Regions from separate parts of the Mus musculus genome. Here region 1 is linked to region 2. Evidence: chromatin loops called from intact Hi-C (ENCODE). Cell type or tissue: left cerebral cortex. All regions are shown on one strand. Each heading gives the region's core, and the rest is flanking DNA. Links, peaks and the distances in the headings are about the cores only.

Region 1 (2,920 bases), core at 147-2,646, 880 kb before region 2:
CCTAGGAGTCCTAGCTATGTTTTGAGCAAATCACAGTTACGCATGCTTCTCTTGTCACTCAAACTCCAAGGTGCTTGTACTGGCTGGTTTTGTGTGTCAACTTGACACAAGCTGGAGTTATCACAGAGAAAGAGCATCAGTTGGGGAGATGCCTCCATGTGATCCAGCTGTAAGGCATTTTCTCAGTTAGTGATCAAGGGGGAAAGGCCCCTTGTGGGTGGGACCATCTCTGGGCTGGTAGTCTTGGGTTCTATAAGAGAGCAGGCTGAGCAAGCTAGGGGAAGCAAGCCAGTAAGGAACATCCCTCCATGGCCTCTGCATCAGCTCCTGCTTTCTGACCTGCTTGAGTTCCAGTCCTGACTTCCTTGGTGATGAACAGCAGTATGGAAGTGTAAGCCGAATAAACCCTTCCCCCCGCAACTGCTTCTTGGTCATGATGTTTGTGCAGGAATAGAAACCCTGACTAAGACAGTGCTGTATATGATGAACGTTGATGTTTAAACCTAAAATTCTGTACTCTATTAAGAAATGGACCTTGCAAGTCTTACATAATACCCTACCTCTCTCTTTAAGGTGCTGTACTTTTTTCTATGAAATCTTATAAAACTATTTTTCTACTGTATTATAGTACTAGCAAATGGGTTCCCACTGTGGCTGGTTTCAAGTGTGTGAGATTTTCTGGTTTCTTTAGGTGTAGTTTCAGAAATTACACAAGCCTCAGAAATTACAGGGAAGATTGGCTAGTTACTGTAAGGAAGTCTTAATGTGGCAGTTCTATAATACACATTAGGGCCCAGATCCTTAGTTTTAAATTCACGTAATTTTATACATCCTCAGCATAAAATTGAATTAAGTTTTGGCCAATAGTTTATACATACTTGATACAGACTAACCAAACTGACTGATCACCAGTCTAGATAGCACACACTAATGTAGTCATATGATTACTGTCAAAAAACAATTTTTAATTTCAATATATTCTCTCATGGAAAGACAACCTTAGAAGTTTGCTGCAAAAACAAAGGAATGAATGCAACTGGAAAAAGAAAAGCAAAAGCAAATGCTATCTGTCATGGTATGATAATGAAAACCTGCACCAGTTCAATGTTATATATGTATCCATTTCCTCTATGTGAGTATTCCTGCTAAGGCGATCAAATGCTCTGCTTACTCTGTCTCCATGTATATAGCACACACACACACACACACACACACACATACACACACACTCTTTATATAGCATATGTATATAACTGGTGATGTGCATATTTAAAACCTTCTTTCCAAGGTAGTTTTTAGTATTTTAGAATTTCTCGAGAATGGAAGCCCAGAATACAAAACAGATGTAAACATAACTGCCCTAGCTGAATCACACTGATGGGAAGAAAATTGAGAGTTCAACTCAGTAACACCCCTTTATTTTTTTTTCTTCCCTGGCCTTCTGTACTTTGAGTGGTAGCTGGAGAGGTTTATGAGCTTTAGGGAACTCCTTTGTCTTGTTAACAGATGATTTCTTCAGGCTGGCTTCTGTGTTATTGATTATGTCTCAGTGTAAGTTACAATCATATGCTGACCATTCTCTGTCTGCCCTTCGGTCATGCTGGAATTATACATTACAGGAACACTAGCCACACAGAAAATGCCGTTCTGTGTTCATTCGCCCTTATAAATTGTAATTCTTGTTCATTACGCTTTGATCTTGCCTAGCCTCACTTCCTTAGAAGGCAATATTGTTTCCAAGTTCAATCATGAAGCCCCTTATAGTCTGTCTGTCTGTCTGTCTTAACTCTTGGTGCTCTCACTCACTATCCAGATGCAGTCACATGGGTTTCCTATCAACTTTAAATGCTCTGTGTTTTTTGTATTGCATAGCTATTGTTGGTATATTTTCCAAAATGCTCTTTCACTATTTAACTGTATTTTCTTTTTGTCTCTGCACCTGAGCATAAAAAAATACTCCCTTTTTTCTTAACACTCCATTTATTTCCATCATAATACCCATGTGAATTATCTGTTCTCCCTACTAAAATGGCAATTCCCTGTGTCCTGTTCATGATTTTGTACTCAATAATTAGCTTAGTGCATATCTGGTACATATCATGTGTGAAATAAATGCTTGAATGAATATGTGTAATATTCACATGTATATGTTATATTTATAGTAAAGAAAGGGATATTTGTTGTTCTTAATATGACTGAGCAAGGCCCAGTTAACAGGTTCAATGACAGAGACCTAAAAATAAACTATTCTGGGCAGTAGTATCATCTCTTTGTTTGAAAAGAAGTTTGGCAAGCAAAGGGTCCCAATCGGAAATTAATAAACAGAAAGGCATTGTTCTGTGGAAGTGGTCTATATTATAGGTGGATTAAAAGTGCTTTTTAAGTCGGCATAGGGAGTGTGGTGACTGGGAGTTCCAGAGCCATGCAGTTTGATTTGTTTTTTAAACTTATTTTTAAAGAATTTTATTCTGTTCAACTAAGCTCAGTTATTTTGAACAATATAAAAGCATCTGCAACATCTGCCTTTTACTCTTATATTCTACCTAGGATATAAGATATCCTATTTCTGATTTTATATTTGGTTTCTGTACTTTTATCTTGTTTTAAGAATTTTTGAGGTCATTGTATATGTGAGTCTACGTAGTTACTATAAGCTGATAGGACAGATAGCTGCATATTTGCTGTGTTGAGGTCCATCAGAGGAACAGAACCAGGAGAATGTATACATGCACAGTTATAAGGTTATCTGAAGGAATTTGCTACTGTGAGTGTAAAGACTTTAAAGACAAAACAGTTAAGGTGGGTGGCAGGCTAGACCAATGAAGATGTATGCTGTACTCTAGACCTGCTGGAAGAATTTCCCTCCTGTTTAGAAAGTTGGTTTTGTATTATGTTCTGGCCTTCAACTGACTAGATGAGG
Region 2 (2,920 bases), core at 140-2,639:
GCGTCTGGACTGTCAATGCCAACACCATGCGGTAGGTTAGAAACATGGTCGCTCAGCCCACCTACACCTGCCAATCAGGATCTGCATTTTCCAAAGATCCCAGGTGACCTGTGTGCACAGTAACTTCTGAGATGCGCTGTCGCAAGGAGTGTACTTCCCCTCTGAGAACCTGATCCTCCCAGAGCTCAGTGGTGAGGGTGTGGTTAGCATATGGTGTTTCTTATGGTAGTGTTTCTCCTAGATTCTGGGTCCAGAGAAACCTGGGAGTAACAGAGGAAACAATGGGGTGGAAGGGACGGGGCAGACGTTCCCACAGCCTCTTTCACATGCCATGTCTGGTTAGGTGGCTCACTCTATAGTTTAAGCGAAAGCATGCAAAGGATACCTACCAAATTTTCTGGGAACCCAGTCAAGACCAAAAGTGAACTTCTTTATCTGCACTACCAAGTATTCAGGGAATGAGGCAAAGCGAGAAGTTCTGGGAAACACAAGGGGAGGAGATCAATCAAACAAGGAAGAAAAGAAAGGCTATTGCTGTCCATGGCTCACAGGCAGCTTTGTCTGGGGCTCCTGGCAATGCCAAGGACTGCCCTGAGAAGGAACCAACCAACAGTCAGTACACCGGTACTCGCACACTCGCTCCAACCCCCTGGCTTCTCTGCCGCAGAAAATGCTGACTGGGGACACAGTAATCACTGGGTGCAGCTATCTCACAGTGACTGCTTTGCTGCAGTGCTCTGGAAAGTGTGCCTAAACCACTTGATTTCCCAGCATTCTTGGAGTGTTTTTACCTGTGTATGTATCTGTGTGTGTTCTCAGTCAAGCACGCACCATGTCTGTGACATTCCCTACGTGGTGCAGAGAAGCCAGCCTCACTCCTCCTGGGCATCACTGTCTCACAGCAGTGGACTGGTGCAAGGGAGGGTTGCCAGAACTCGGGTTGAGGCTGACCATTACAGAGTCTCTTTGAATACCAGGATCCCGGGTAGCACGGGTCCTATAGCTAGCTCTCTCTATCTAAACCTAAGCCTTATCTTTTAAAAGATTTTAGCTTATGTGTATGGGTGTTTGCCTGCACGTGTGTATATGTACCATGTCTGTGTCCACAGACCTAAGAAAAGCAGGTCATGTCCCCAGGAACTGGAGCTACCTGTGGTTATGAGACACCATGTAGGTCCTGGGAACCAGACCCTGGTCCTCTGCAAGAGCGGCAAGTGCTCCTGCCCCTGAACTTGACATTTTTAAATTAACACTGAGTTAATTCTGAGTTCACTTCAAACTGAAATACAGAGTATTCTAGGCTTGGCTTTATCACTTTTATGCACACACTGACTGTTCTAATTGCACATCAAATCCATGCCTCTCAGTGCCCGAATCCCACTCATTCGGTCACCAATTATGTCTTTCCAGCACCTCTTTCTATTTGCCTGTCTATGTAAACAGACAAAGAGCCACATTGTTTCCCAGCCTTTGGGCTAAAATCATGTACAGACAATGAGCCAGAGATGGTACAATAGGTCCCCTTTAAAATAGAAGGCTCCGAGCTTTCTCCTCCAAACCTCACTGTTGAATTAGAGCCATTGCCTTCTATCTGATACACATCTTTTTAGGTCTGAACAAACTCCAATGTATTGCTGCCCTCTGGTGCAGAATAGTAGACACAGCACAGGGCTGACCATGGGCAAAGAGTAGAGAAGTATGGCTTTAAGTCTTCAGTAGGCTCGTAATTTACTCCAGATCCGGGGGAATCTCTGGCCCCTCTGAGGCTCGTTTTACATCTGGAAATGATCTTACTCGTGGATGTGCTGTCAGGGTTGTTCAGTGCTTTCTCGCCCTTGTGAAAACCCCTTGACACACCAGACTGTACTGTACTGAGGAAGTGGAGTGAATTCCATCATCCCTAAAGTTTCGGACACTGAACTGGTCTGTCACTGACCTGTATCTTCCCTGCTCTGTCTCAAGTTCTCCCTCAGAAGGACAGTAGATGAGAACAGGCCTCAATGCAAGGCAACTATGAGAGCTCAGCCTTGCAAAGGGATTGATCTAGGATTATCCTGGCTCTCTGAAGAAACGTACAGTCCCTCCAATTGGGTTCTCTGGCTGCCTGAGAAGCCTAAATATATATCATTCTCATTTAAATGAAGCCAAGACTTCCAGTTTACAGAAAGTCAACAAAATTCACCTGCTATTATAGCATTTTCAACTAATGAAAAAAGTTATCTTTCAGCTACAGTGTGTGAGTGTGTATGTGTGTGTATGTGTGTGTGTGTGTGTGTGTGTGTGAGAGTGAGAGAGAGAGAGAGAGAGAGAGAGAGAGAGAGAGAGAGAGAGAGAGACAGAAAGAGACAAAGAGAGACAGAGAGGGACAGAGAGAGACAGAGAGGGAAGAGAAGAGAGAGAGAGAGAGAGATGCTCATGTATGTGTCCATCAAAGGTCAACAATCAGTGGGTGTGTTTCTTCCTCTCTCACTCTCCACCTTACTTTTATGAGACAGTCTCTACTGTCCCTGGAGCTCAGATGAGAGTGGCTAGCCAGTGGGAGCCCGGGATGTGCCCCTGTCCTCATCCCAGTACCATGTTTACAGCCATGCCCACCGTGCTCTGCTTCTGCACAAGCCACACCAGATCCCACACAGGCAAGCTCTCATTCCTAAGCAGCAGTCTTTACCACTGAGGCCTCTCCTCTGCCCAGACCTTCTCACATTAATATCAAATCTGGGGTAATCTCATTAAATCAATGGTATGCAAATGGTGACTCTGGAGCCAGGAAAGTTGCTGACTCTATGCTAAAGAGCTGTGTGAAAATAAGGTATGGGCAGTGGATTAGTTGGAGGTTGGGACAGAAGGTGGAGGAACAATTAAGGAATGACTCTGTAGTGGGTAACTACCAACCATTCAAAAATATCTTAAACTCAACCAC

Evidence for each region. Hi-C counts contacts between places; a loop is a spot of excess contacts. Peaks named below come from ENCODE experiments on the same cell type or tissue, not always from the same donor. Only the 100,000 strongest peaks of a DNase experiment are listed, where the experiment ranks them.
Region 1: it touches region 2 in a loop (11-fold over the local background); 6 of 42 quality-filtered maps call a loop at or near these places.

Annotation. Positions count from the first base shown.
Region 1 is chr3:33,786,349-33,789,268 of GRCm38, reverse strand. No RefSeq gene overlaps it. Among named protein-coding and RNA genes, the nearest start is that of Ttc14, 12 kb to the left of the region's middle. In left cerebral cortex, for the core only: no CTCF peak of the experiment used is centred there; a DNase peak (open chromatin) is centred at 1,379.
Region 2 is chr3:32,909,131-32,912,050 of GRCm38, reverse strand. Usp13 (ubiquitin specific peptidase 13 (isopeptidase T-3)) reads right to left here. Exons shown (of 21, transcript NM_001013024.2): 14 at 390-478. Among named protein-coding and RNA genes, the nearest start is that of Gm34153, 61 kb to the left of the region's middle. In left cerebral cortex, for the core only: a CTCF peak has its summit at 1,647 (motif pointing left); a DNase peak (open chromatin) is centred at 1,622.